Linked DNA regions of Homo sapiens: region 1 is linked to region 2. A link is a loop called in an ENCODE intact Hi-C map of the cell type or tissue named here. Cell type or tissue: endothelial cell of umbilical vein. All regions are shown on one strand. Links, peaks and the distances in the headings refer to the core of each region. The heading gives the core; the rest is flanking DNA.

What was found. A loop is a pair of places that touch in the nucleus more often than their neighbours do. Peaks named below come from ENCODE experiments on the same cell type or tissue, not always from the same donor. Only the 100,000 strongest peaks of a DNase experiment are listed, where the experiment ranks them.
Region 1: it touches region 2 in a loop (2.9-fold over the local background); 54 of 110 quality-filtered maps call a loop at or near these places.

Annotation. Positions count from the first base shown.
Region 1 is chr7:105,882,225-105,889,083 of GRCh38, forward strand. No RefSeq gene overlaps it. Among named protein-coding and RNA genes, the nearest start is that of ATXN7L1, 9.1 kb to the left of the region's middle. RefSeq lists silencers at 2,528-2,711, 6,136-6,332. In endothelial cell of umbilical vein, for the core only: no CTCF peak of the experiment used is centred there; a DNase peak (open chromatin) is centred at 3,367.
Region 2 is chr7:105,762,522-105,769,380 of GRCh38, forward strand. The region is part of intron 3 of ATXN7L1 (ataxin 7 like 1); the gene reads right to left. Among named protein-coding and RNA genes, the nearest start is that of ATXN7L1, 110 kb to the right of the region's middle. RefSeq lists enhancers at 4,272-4,331, 6,436-6,859. In endothelial cell of umbilical vein, for the core only: a CTCF peak has its summit at 2,753; a DNase peak (open chromatin) is centred at 2,790.

The DNA of each region.
Region 1 (6,859 bases), core at 1,592-5,591, 120 kb after region 2:
TGTGTCCCCACCCAAATCTCAACTTGAATTGTATCTCCCAGAATTCCCATGTGTTGTGGGAGGGACCCAGGGGGAGCTAACTGGATCATGGGGGCTGGTCTTTCCCATGCTGTTCTCGTGATAGTAAATAAGTCTCACGAGATCTGATGGGTTTATCAGGGGTTTCCGCTTTTGCTTCTTCCTCATTTTTCTCTTGCCGCTGCCATGTAAGAAGTGTCTTTTGCCTCCCACTATGATTCTGAGACCTCCCCAACCATGTGGAACTGTAAGTCCAATTAAACCGGTTTTTTTTTTTTTTTTTTGGAGACAGAGTCTTGCTCTGTCACCCAAGCTGGAGTGCAATGGCACAATCTTGGCTCACTGCAACCTCCGCCTTGCAGGTTCAAGTGATTCTCCTGCCTCAGCCTCCCAAGTAGCTGGTATTACAGGCATCCACCACCACGCCTGGATAATTTTTGTATTTTTAATAGAGATGGGGTTTCACCACGTTGGCCTGGCTGATCTTGAACTCCTGACCTCAGGTGATCCACCCACCTTGGCCTCCCAAAGTGCTGGAATTACAGGCATGAGCCGCCATGCCCGGCCTAAGCCTCTTTTTGTTCCCAGTTTTGGGCATGTCTTTATCAGCAGTGTGAAAACAAACTAATACATCATGAATAAACATGTTCTCCTCATGAGATAGTAAAACAATAGAGATAAGGGAGAAATATCCCCTTCAAATGTGGTCACTCCTGTACCCCCAGGTCTAAAGGCATTTTTCATACCATTTTCTACACATTTACCTACGGTATATGTCTGTCATTATGGGTGTAGATGATATTGCTGTGTGCGTTGTCTTTTTTTTTTTTCTTTTTAATGTGAATAGTATCACTTCACGGACATTTTTCTGTAATTTTCTTCTTTCACACGTGCTGTTAAATGTTATTATGTGTGGAAATACCTCATTCTTTTAAACTGCTTCATGGTATTCCATAAAATGTTCCAGGGTCTATTTATCTGTTATTTTTATTCTTATTTATTTATTTATTTATTTTTCGAGACAGAGTCTTGCTCTGTTGCCCAGGCTGGAGTGCAGTGGCGCAGTCTCGGCTCACTGCAACCTCCACCTCCCGAGTTCAAGTGATTCTCCTGCTTCAGCCTCCCAAGTAGTTGGGATTACAGGCATCTGCCACCATGCCCGGCTAATTTTTGTATTTTTACCAGAAGTGGGGTTTCACTATGTTGGCCAGGCTGGCCTTGAACTCCTGACCTCAAATGATCCACCCACCTTGGCCTCCCAAATATTTATCTGTTAAGTTGATAGACATTTAGGTTTCTAGTTTTTATGAAAAATAGGTAGTCAACGTCTTTATTTTTATGTATGTTTCCTGGGCACGTGAGGAAGTATTACTACCCAGAAATAGAATTGCTGGGTATGTGCATTTTTAATTTTAATAGTTCTGCCAGATTGTCTTCTGAAGTAGCTGAGTAATTTATACTTCCACTAGCAGTACAGAGATGTGCCCATTTCCTTAATTAATGCTCCACATTTTCAAACCTTTTAAATTTTGCAAATGTTATGAGTAAAAAAAATTTGATTTGTATTTCCCTCATTTGTGGTGTGTTTTTGAGCATTTTCCTCTCATGTTCATTGTATTTGTACTCTGTAAATTGCTGTTAGTATCCTTTGATGATTTGTCATTGGTATTATTTAGAGCTGCTTATTGATTTGTAGGAATTCTCTATGTATTCTCGATTTGGATCTTTTCTCTATTTGGAAACAATGTAATTTTCCACCTTGTTGCTTTTCTTCTTTTGACCTTGTTTATGGCATCTTTTCCACACACGCTTTTTCTCCCCTTTGGAAATAGTCGACATTTCAGGCTTTTCCTTGAGGCCTTTTGTTTTCTGTGTCTTGCTTAAGAAGACCTTCACTTCCTCAAGGTCATAAAATAGTTTCTTATATTTTCTCTTTATGCTTTATAGGTGTTTGGTTTTTTATTCAGATCTTGGATCTTTTGGTTAATGATGTGAGGTAAAAAGTTAATTTTCAATCTTTTTCCAAACAGTTACCATTTATCCTGAGAACCATATATTGAATAGTTTATCCTTTCTGTAGAGATCTTTCTTATGCTTATTTTCCAAACACCTGGGTCTGTTTCTGAGCTCTTTTTCTGTTCATTGTTTGAACTGTTTCTTTTCCTGCACCAATTAATTACTCTTCTTTAAATAATATGCTTTGTGGTCTACAAAAAATCTTTTTCATTATAGATTTAGTAAATTCTATCTCTAAAAAATTATTATTATTATTATTATTTTTATTTTTTTTTTTTTGAGACGGAGTCTCACTCTGTCGCCCAGGCCGGACTGCGGACTGCAGTGGCGCAATCTCAGCTCACTGCAAGCTCCGCTTCCCGGGTTCACGCCATTCTCCTGCCTCAGCCTCCCGAGTAGCTGGGACTACAGGCGCCCGCCACCGCGCCCGGCTAATTTTTTGTATTTTTAGTAGAGACGGGGTTTCACCTTGTTAGCCAGGATGGTCTCGATCTCCTGACCTCATGATCCACCCGCCTCGGCCTCCCAAAGTGCTGGGATTACAGGCGTGAGCCACCGCGCCCGGCCAAAAAATTATTTTTTTTAATTCCTGGGAAGTGTGTTATACATGACATTGTTCAACATTTGCCATGTCTAGAAGATCATAGGAAACAGAGCCTCACCTCATGCCCACAGGATGCTGTAAAGATGGGCCCAGCGACTACAGCCACCTCGGCTCTTGGTGAAGCTTCCCCTGAGATGATTTTCCAAGACAAATATCTCAGACTTGGGGAACTGAATTATTGAGAGATATTGTCTTCTAAGTTTCTAAAAAGGCCAACCTCTGTGGGTGGTGGTTGGGAATTTTCTTGAATGATGTGGACGCTCCCAGCTGTCCGTCAGGCCAGAAGGGAGAAAGTAGAGCCATGGAAAGTGAAGGCTGGAGGAGAGGGAGACAGCAGACCTGAGACAGGGCATGGAACCCCTGGGCTTCCCAGAGGGGAAGGGACTGAAGGTCTCCCTGGGTGGTGGGAGAGAAGCAGGTGGACCCTGTGGGCTGGGAGCTGGGCCAGGCAGCGTCTGGAAAGAGGACCTGTCTGGAATGACCAAGGTGTGACTCTGGAATCCTTCAAATCCAGTACCCAGTTGTAAGGTTTTCTGTGTTGTCATTTCTTTTATTTTACCCAAGTTTTTATTAAATGACCTAGCCTTCGATAGCTGTGCTATGGGAAACTAAATTATGAGTTGATACTGCTGTAGGAGCCACAACAGGAAGGCTGCAAGTATCCAGCTTCATGCCAGCCCTGTGTGGTAACAGCACCATTATTCAAGAGAAGATGGCAATGCTGGGAACCTGGCAGGCAGCCAAGTACCAAGTGAGCAGAGGGGGATGCCTGAGCTGTGATGTTGTCCTTAACACTTTCCCCCAGCCCTACCTTTTAATACCCTGCAAAGGAGGAAATCCTGGAAGTGAGAGACCAGAGTCTGGGTTTTATTTATATGACAGGAAGTAGAAGCTAGAAACTTTAAGGTCACAGAACACCCATAGTAGAACTTAAAGTCCAGGTCTCCTTTGGTGGGAGGCCAGCTTGCTGTTTCCCAAGAATGATGCTACGGCCATAAATTTGAATTTCTGTGTAGGCCAGTGTTTCTCTACTGTGGGCAGTTTTGCCACCCCCTCGTCCCAGAGGACATTTGGCAATGTCTGGAGACATTTTTGGTTGTCATGACTGGGGGGTGAAGGTGCTACTGATATCTAGTGGGTAGAAGCCAAGGATGCTGTTAAACTTCCTACACTGGAATGCACAGGACGGCCCCTACCTCAAAGGTTGATCACGTCCAAAATGATAGTGATGAGATCGAGAGAAACCCTGATGTAGGCCAGTTAATTTTAGGTTTTCTTTTTTTTTTTCTTTTTCATTCCTGGATAATAAATGCCTAACTCTCACCAACTACCTTGCCATCATGGGCTTCTTCGATCAGAAATCTAGTAAGAGAGTATGGTGGGGGCTGCGAGACCCATCATCACTACCAAAAAACATGAAGTCTTTTCACTTTCAATATGTGAAGACCTAAATTATGTAATTGGATGAATGATATTTGTAGAGTCAAAGAGAATGTGAGTTCTCCGTCTTATGGGTATAGTTATTATGTAATAATCAAGTAATGTGGTCTTTTATTGTCTTAATCTTTCACAAACCATTGCTTTCCTACTCCAATAGGAAGCCTGATCAGATACTAGATAGCTCTTATTATTGCCAATGTATGGATGATGAAACTGAGGCTCAGAGAGGAAGTAAAATAAAGCATGGCTCCCCCCTACTGGTTTACTATATTCCAAAGTTATTAAACACCTGGCCAGCACTGCTGTGTAGGTTGTACACTGCACAATTGTGTCCCTTCTAAGGAGTCAGTGTTCAAATCACAGACATCAGAGATTTATTATGATAATTTTTCTGGCAGATGGCAGTAAAGTAGCTTATTCTAACAAAATTGGGAATATAAAGACTATTTTCTAACAGATGGAAGTAGTTTTTTGAAGCAGGTGAGCCTTTTCCTGATGCTCACTCAGGTGCTAGATGGACTAGCAGAAAGAATGGCGTCATTGATGTCCCTTTGTATGTGTTACCAGTTCATCTGGGAATTTTACTTTTTGCTGGAAAAGGAGTCACCCTCCCTTGCCAACCACATGTGTGGTTATACATTGGTATTGCAGAGTGATGCCATTTACAAGTAATACATTTGAGTTGGCAGATTTCCCAAGGTTTCTTTTGTATATGAGAAACATAGTGCCTTGGGTCATGGAATAAATATAAGAGCCTCGGTATCTAATTTTGGTTGTTCACACTTCAGTTAGGGCTTAAGTCATCCTAAGCTAGGCTTGGAAGAAAGAGACATTGACATTTGTATTAGTTTAATAAATTTGGCAGCAGGGAGGTGCAAAGAATGTTATTTCAATTATAGATTGACCCATGATTGATTTAGCAACATGCGTTGCTTAGGTTGTAATCGATGCCAAGTAATGGCAGGTTCTGGACTCTTAGGAAGGTGGGCACAAATGTTGGGGAATTGATCAATGGATGAGCTCCATATTGGCCTTCTACAGGGAGAATAAAAATACAAGTAAAATATTGTAAGATGGGAGTGATAGCATTGCAGATGTTAACACAGCCTGTCCAAGCTTTTATCCTTTGTACCTACGCAGCCATTTTTTTTAACACATGGGACACTATTCTTCAACAGATTTGTTCTCTTCTAAGTTTGTTCTGAATCTGTAGTGTGTGTCATTTCACGGTGTTTTAAAGAGGAAAAGGCCTTGCTTCAGTTGAGAAGGCTTTGATTTTTCCACCTACACAAATACCCTGGCATTCAGGGAATCTGGCTAATTTAAAAAATTATCTCTTATAATGCCTAGTTACTACCCCAGTTCGTGTTGGAGGTGGAGTATACAAAGGAATTACAACCCCCACTTTATAATCGGGATAAGAGAGGTTGACAGACTTACCTTGCCTGGCCCAGTGCCAAGTGCCACGTGGTATAGACTAAGAATAGTTGCTTCTCACGAGGAGCTTATTTAGTTTGGGGGAGATTGTGTGCAATCAATAATTAGGAAACAGGATAGCCTGTGAGAAGATGCTGATCTGATGTGCAGGTAGGAAATGTCACAGGAGGCTGAGCAGCACGGATGGCTGTGGTGGGCAGCAAAGTCTCAGGAGAGAGGAGAAACTTGAGCCCCGCTGTGAAAGGCAGGGAGGATATAAATAGCTGGTGGGCAGAGTGACCCAAGGCTGAAGGATGTGAATAGTGGCCATCTTAAGTAAGAGCCTCAGGTCACAGAGATAACAGTTCCCTGTATAAAGACCTTAGTGGAAACCAGGTGAGTCTCAGGAAGTTTGGAATCAAGAAGACTTTAAAAGAGTTGCACAGTGTTTCCAAGATTAAAATCTGCAATGTGACATAGTATAGCTAATAATACAATGTGTTCTTAGTCACAGGGTATATTTCTTTTTTTTTTTCTTTCTTTTTTTTTTTTTTTGAGACGGAGTTTCACTCTTGTTGCCCAGGCTGGAGTGTAATGGCGCAATCTCGGCTCACTGCAACCTCTGCCTCCCGGGTTCAAGCGATTTTCCTGCCTCAGCCTCCCTGGTAGCTGGGATTACAGGCATGTGCCACCACGCCCAGCTAATTTTGTATTTTTAGTGGAGAGGGGGGTTTCTCTATGTTGGTCAGGCTGGTCTCGAACTCCCGACCTCAGGTGATCCGCCCCCCTCAGCCTTCCAAAGTGCTGGGATTACAGGCATGAGCCACCGCGCCTGGTCTTAAGTGGTATATTTCTTTGAGAAATACTTTTTATCAAGAGCAAATCTCTAAAATTAGAGCTCTGTCGATCCAAACAAGCTAATTAGGTGAGAAAAATGAACTTTTCAAAATCCTTTAACCATCTGGTTGGCATGTTTAAAAACTACAACCAATCATACTGATAAAAGGGTAGTCTCTACATTTGTGGCCTACCCTTGAAAGCTCCAACACTGGGTCGTTTTTGTAGACAGAGTATATAAAATTTTCATTCTAAGTAAGCTGACCAAACAGCTGAGTCTGCCTAGGAAGTCCTGGATTATGCTACTTGTCCCAGTAAAATTATTAATAGCTTCCCCTTTCAGAATCAAAAGTGTCCTGGTTTAGATGATAAATTATATGGCTACCCTAATTTTAAATGATGCACTTTAGTCTTTTTTGTTTACTCTGTGAGTTGTCAGTGGCCAAAAAAGATGTTTCCAGCTTAAGAGTATTTGCCCACATGTGAATCCTGTCTTTATGAAATAGTTGTATTTTTTCCCTTGCGCAG
Region 2 (6,859 bases), core at 1,193-5,192:
CTCCAAGCCCATGGAGAGTTTCTAATGCCCCTTCCCCTACCCAATCACCTTTCTTCAGCCCAATCAGGTGCATCCCTATGGCCCCAATGGCTGCAGCCCTCCTCATCTTTACACCAAAGGCCCTGTCAATGATTCTTGTGCTTTTCTGAGCCTGGCAAGAGTCTCACTGAGGTGACACTCTTCCTTTCCAAAGGTGGAGCCCAATTCCCTTCCTGCAGTGTGTGGGCTGGACTTAGAGACTGATTTCTAATGAACAGAATAGAGTGGATGTGACAGCGTGTCCTTTCTGAGACTAGGCCATAAAAGGCATTTTGACTTTCTCCCTCCCTCTCTTGGGTTGTTGGCTCTCAGGGAAGTCAACTGCTATGCTGTGAGCAGGGCTGTGGGGAGGCCTAAGGTACTGAGCACCAGGAACTGAGGCCTCCAGCCAACAGCCATGTGAGGGAGTCATCTTAGGAGTGGGTCCTCCAACTCCAGTTAAGCCTTCAGATGAAAGCTTGACTGCAGCCTCATGAGAGACTCTGAGCCGAACCACACAGCTGAGCCACTCCCAGATCCCTGGCCCACAGAAACTGTGCAAGACAACACAGATTTGTTGTTCTAAGCTGCTAACGCTGGAGTCATTTGTTATGCGGCAACAGGTTACTAACACACTCTTCCTACTTTAGGGTAAGGCTCTCGTCTTCTCCTCCCCTTCAATTCCCTTCTTAGGTTCTATTTTCATCTCTTCTCTCTTGAGGATGTCTGGTATCCCTGTTGCCCCCTCCACTGACCCATCCCTCTGTGTCCACTCAGTCCTCACAGTCTCAAGGACTCTTTCCCAAGAAGGGGGAATGGAGGAGGGAGGAGCTCCCCAGGACCTGGGTTTGCAATTCCACTCTTGCCTGCCATCCAGAGTGACATCTGGCATTAGGAGAATGACTTTTTTGCAGAGGGCAGTCTTCCTCAGGCCATGAGGCTGCCTCTTGTTTTTAAACCTGGGGGCATAATAACTTCAGCCAGGCCCACAGCCAGCATGAGAAGACTTTGCAAACATCATGTTCCCCTTTGTATCATATGCTCATCTCCTGTGCCCTTTTTGCTCATCTGCAATTTCTGCAAAAGGTCATGTCTCATTTCAGCTTTGCCATTAAGTGCATTTGACACTAGGTGGGAATTCCAAAACTGGATGAAGATGCAATCTGGCTTAAATGCTGCAAGGTGGGCCGCTATACTTCACCCCAACCAGCTGTGTCCTGCTAGCATAGACACCCATGCAGGAGGTGGCAATCTGATAGTCACTTCCTTCATAATTATACATGGGGCAAAATGTAGTTTTTTTTTTGTTGTTGTTGTTTGTTTGCTTTTTTTGAGATGGAGTCTTGCTCTGTCACCCAGGTTGGAATGCAATGGCGTGTTCTCGGTTCACTGCAACCTCCGCCTCTCGGGTTCAAGTGATTCTCCTGCCCTAGCCTCCCAAGGAGCTGGGATTACAGGTGCCCGCCACCATGCCCAGCTAATTTTTATATTTTTAGTAGAGATGGGGTTTCACCATGTTGGCCAGGCTGGTCTTGAACTCCTGACCTCAGGTGATCCACCCGCCTCAGCCTTCCAAATTGCTGAGATTACAGGCATGAGCCATGGTGCCCGGCTGTAGTTTTTAACTAAAAACAAAAAAATCCAGGTAGCTTTTCCATCTGGTCAAATCCTAGTAATTTTTACAAAATCAATCTCAGTTTAACGGAGCAAAATCAGACAGAGATAGATGTCAATTTTCTAGAAGGCTTGGCAAAGCTTAAAGAAAAAAAAAAAACCACAATGGACCTAAGCAGTGGAGTGGACCCCAAAGCAGTGGTTCTCAAAGTATAGTCCCAGGGCCAACAGCATCAGCGTCATCTGGGGACCTGCTAGAAATGCACATTCTGGGGCCCCAACCCAGATCTACTGAATCAGAAACTTGGGATGGGGGAGCCGCAGTTGATTTTAACAAGCCCTCCAGGGGATTCTGACACATGACTACAAGTTGCGTATCACTGACTTAAAGGATTAAACATCTAAATCATTCATTCAGTCATAAGCTATTGACTGAATACCCACTATTTGTCAGACATGGTGAACTCTGGGGCAATGTGGAGGAATGAGAGGGAATGTCTTCCTCAAGGAGTTCACAATACTCTCTTCCCTTGCTTTATTACAAAGCTTGAAAAGAATGCAGGAATCTGAAGACATAATCCAAGGAATGGAAATTATTCTTTATATGTAACTTTTCAATGGACAGGAGGCACATCAAAATTTTTTTTTCCAGGAACGATCATACTCTCAAAATAGTAACCTTTCTAAAGTAAGTAAATGTGTGGGTTTAATATATCATGTACAGCTGGCTCAGGCTTTTAGGCTTAAAAAAAAAAAGATTATGAGATTCCACCATGAATGAAATGCAGGATTATTTCAAAGATTCACTTAGGCATCTGTCTGTCTTAATGAACAAACTATTCAGTGTTACCATCTTCCTTGAAGTAGGAGTTCTTGCCACCTCTCTTAAAATAAGTCTAGGCCGGGCGTGGTGGCTCACACCTGTAATCCCAGCACTTTGGGAGGCTGAGGCAGGTGATCACTTGAGGTCAGGAGTTCGAGACGAGCCTGGCCAACATGGTGAAACCCCGTCTCTACTAAAAATACAAACATTAGCCAGGCATGGTGGGGCATGCCTGTAATCCCAGCTACTCAGGAGGCTGAGGCAGGAGAATTGCTTAAACTCAGGAGGTGGACGTTGCAGTGACCAGAGGTGGCGCCACTGCACTCCAGCCTGGGTCAGAAAAAAAAAAAAAACCCTCTAAATAAGTCATAACAGCTCATTTGTATTGTGTGCTGGGCTTGGGATATCTGTATTCATTAACTCATTTGATCCTTCCCTGATCCTACAAAGTAGATGCTGATCCTACAAAGCAGATGTAGCAAACACATACAGTCTGCAGATGAACAGAGTCTGAAAGAGGCAGAAACAGGAACCCAGACTCATCTCTTAACCCCAGGCAAATGATCCTCCTGTGCTGTCTCTCATCCCCCTTGGGTCATCTTGCTGCTCATTAAACTACTAATTGGGAAAACATAAAAGGAAATACTACTCTCCCCTAAAAGGTTTCCAGTATGAAATCCCCGGCTAAAGCTTAAACTGTGGGATTTATTTTGAAATTTTAAAGTTCATGCTAGATTTCTCCTTCAATACCATAGATAATGAAGAGCTGGCTATAAACTTCTTATGGTCACCAGCATTAGTAGCCTGTGTAAGAATCCGATCCATGCTCAACAGATCCTGCTTGGAGACGATGCTCCACATTTCCTCCTTTCTCAAGGTGTCTCAAAGATGCTTATGGACTCACTGTAATACTATCAGAGTAGATGACTTTCCTGTATCTGGGATGAACTTGAACTGATCCAGTCAAGCCTGGGCCCTTGTGACCAAGGATGTCTAGTTAATCTGGCAGCTGTGGGGATGAAGAATGTGACCTATGGCCACAGAAGAAATCAAAACTGTCTGGCTAGACCAGAAACACACTCAACCCTTTGGCATAGGCAGGAGGTGTGCCGAGGGGCTGAGCTCATTCGCCACACAGGCTTATCCTTCATTTACAAAGGAATCGCAGGTCAACCATGTTTTGGCAACTAGATCAGGAGCCCTCTTCTGCCTATTGCATCCTTGGACATAATCTGGTGGCTTTATCGATATATAAGCAACAAATTCAAAGTCCACGTGGGCTGCGTAAAAAACTCTGAATGTATCTCTCAAGCCACTTACAGTGCGTGCAACGTGAAGGAAACTGAAATGTATGCACCTTTCCCACTGACTTTCTGTAATCAAGTCTTTTTAGCACAAAAAGTTCAACTTCCATCTGTTTTTAAGTCAGGGATGCTTGTTGGTTTGTGCCGAGACATTGATTTGATTAGTAGCATTCTGTGGAACTACAGACATGAGATGTTGAGCTCACAAACGTATGATTCATTTCGGAATTTTGAAATGAGAAATGCACCTATCAATGACACAGAAGCTGGGAGATTCTGAGAAAGCATTTCATGCATATAAATGGGACATGTGATGAAAAAATATGCTTATGGTTACAACCCCGAAGCCAGGGACCACCCCACTGTGCTCTCCACCCTCGAGAAGTGACGGCTCCAAGGGAAACCGCTGGGATTAGACGATCCTGTGTTTGGACACCCATATGCTGCCTCATTTATCTACCTGTGACAGGGACAGTGCTGGAAGAGAATCAAAAGATGACAAATTGCTTCTGGTTTTAAAGGAGCTGTTCAGGCTGGGTGTACACCCAGGGGGAACCAGCTTCCGTGCCAGGAGCCATCACTTCATCCCAGTCTAAGGCCACATTTTGGCAAACATCAACCAGCAGATGACTGCTGTCTCCTTTCACCAGTGGATTCAAAGACGCTTGCTCTGAAAGCCCGAAATTCAGTCTTTCTGAAGACGTGTGCAGCAGAGAGCAGATCTGCCCACACACTGCAGTGAGGCAGGACGGCGGGCAGGAAGCAAGGGTTCCAGATGACAGGGATTTTTCCCGTGTTGAGGCAGACAGATAACAGGGGAATGATTTTGCAGGGGAATGACTCCAGAGCAGAGAAAGTATAATATCAGTAAATGACCCTAGAAAAGACTGATACAAGTGAAATAAGTGCACAAAAATTTCCAAGATGCTGGCCACTGGAATCCGCTTTTGGGGACACAGAAGCCCCCAAGATTCCAGCTTTCCTGGGGGTAGAAGGGAGGCCCACCGGGAGTTTCAAGAGGGTCCACCTGAGCAAAACCCGGCCCTCCATAAGCCCCTATACTCGCCAGCCCCTGGTCCAGCCAAGGCCATGTATCCATCCAGCTACGATCCTTGCTGCTTCTCTCCCGCCATGCGTCCTCTCTGGGAATGACTATGTAATTCATGGTTAACCCACTCAGTCCTCTGGAGGTGAGCTTTCCTCAGCCAGTCCAGCTTGTTTCTTCTCTGCCATGTGCTGAAATTCACAAGGCCAGAGAAGTGCCTTGCTGTGTTTAAGTGTATAGATGTCTGGTGTTCTCCTACATGTTGCAGTCCTATTTACTTATTTTATCCTCCTGACAACCTCTGAGACAGGTACTATTATTACCCCCATTTTGAGCTTGATGAAATTGAGGCACAGAGAGATGAGGACTGGCTGAAGGTCATACAGCCAGTGAATAGCAGAGCTAAGGTCAAGCCCAGATAGCTTGGCTCCAGGGTCTGGCTCTTTCAGAACCCCTCTGCTGCCTCTCCGATAGAAAGCTCCTTGAAACCCAGCAGCTGCAGCCCATGTGGGCACTGGCTTGCTCAGGCCTTCCTCCTTCTCCAGTCCACCCCTCTGGAGTTCGACTGGTACTCAGGGCTGGAGTGCAGAGCCTGCAGTGTGAAAAGACAGAGGCTCATCTCCAAGCCCCTTATTTGTTTCTAAATTCAGGCCAGACGTCTAAACGTTTGTTTTGTGCTTGTTTTGAACATTCCATCGTGATGCCCAAGGACGCTTCATAGATGATCTCTCTGTTCTCCTTAGTGAGCATCTGGCCCCCTCTCCTCAAACCTCTTGTCTCTGGGAACACTCTTCCTGCCACCAACTGATGTTCCCTGCCTAACCTCATTACACATTTCAGCTAAAAATGCCTATTTTCCATGTGGCAGTGAGGTATAATTATAGCACAAGTTACATGCCAAGGCATTTTCAAATTTATCATTTCTAATAATAACCTTGGTATATAACCACCATACCCATTCCATAGATGGGCAAACAGAGGTAGGAGGTCATAGCAAGGTTGCAAGGGACTCCCAAATTGCCAGGTCACTTGAGCCACTTGCATACAATTCTCTCTCCAGATCGCTTTCTCTCAACTTCCTATTCAACAAACTTATCTGTGGCCTAGGAATGAGAGACGTTAACAGGATCAAGTTGTATCTGTGCCTGTACTCCAGCTCTCAGAATACTAACAAGCGACTCTAAGCTTTGGTGGCAAGGTTATCAATGCTTAGCTTTCAGCCAAAACCCATCACGAGTAGGTTTACATGCATGAAACATGTACTTGGAGTTTTTGGTCTGCACAGTTCTCTTATTACCCATTGTAACTAATCAGAATGCTGAAGGGATTTATTCCCAGCATCTGCTGAAATGACCATAACTTTTGTTCTGATAGAATCTTCTGGCCAAGCAATGAAAGGGTAGACTAGAACCTACAAGAAGACGAGTAATCTTCCTTCAGAGTCAAAATCGTAAAACTGGTTTTCAAATAGTTATTGCAGAAAGCTTGGGTCCTGAGTAAGGAAGATAGAAGACAGCTAGAGGATGTATTCATTGCATGTAAATCTAGAATTAGAAACTGTAAATGTTGGAAGTTTCATAAAAGTAAATTTGCCTCCTGTACTGGGTGCATTTTTTTGCTGCTCTGTAAGCCTTTTCCCCCCCTGGGGTCTCTATCCATGGAAAATGCAGTTGTGGGGAGTCAGGAATCCTGACTTCTAGTCCCAGCTCTGCCCCTATCACTTGTGTGGCCTCAGGCAAATCACTGAATTTCTTTGAGCTTCCAAATCTGTGAAACCAGTTTCCGCCAGTGTACCTTACTGAGTTGTTATGAAAATGAAAATGAGTGAGCTACAAGAGTGCTTTGGAAACAGCAAGATACTGTAGAAATGGAAGATATTTCTATAGGCAAATGATCAAGCTCAAAAGGCAGTCGTGAGTACAGAAGACTCTCAACTGTTTTCAGAGGAATCATCTTCCAGAGACATTGCTGAGAAGTGGCTTCTGGAAGCGTGACCATGGAAGCGTGACCATGCCAGTCTACCTCACGGTATTCAAAAACAGGCGACGGCACACT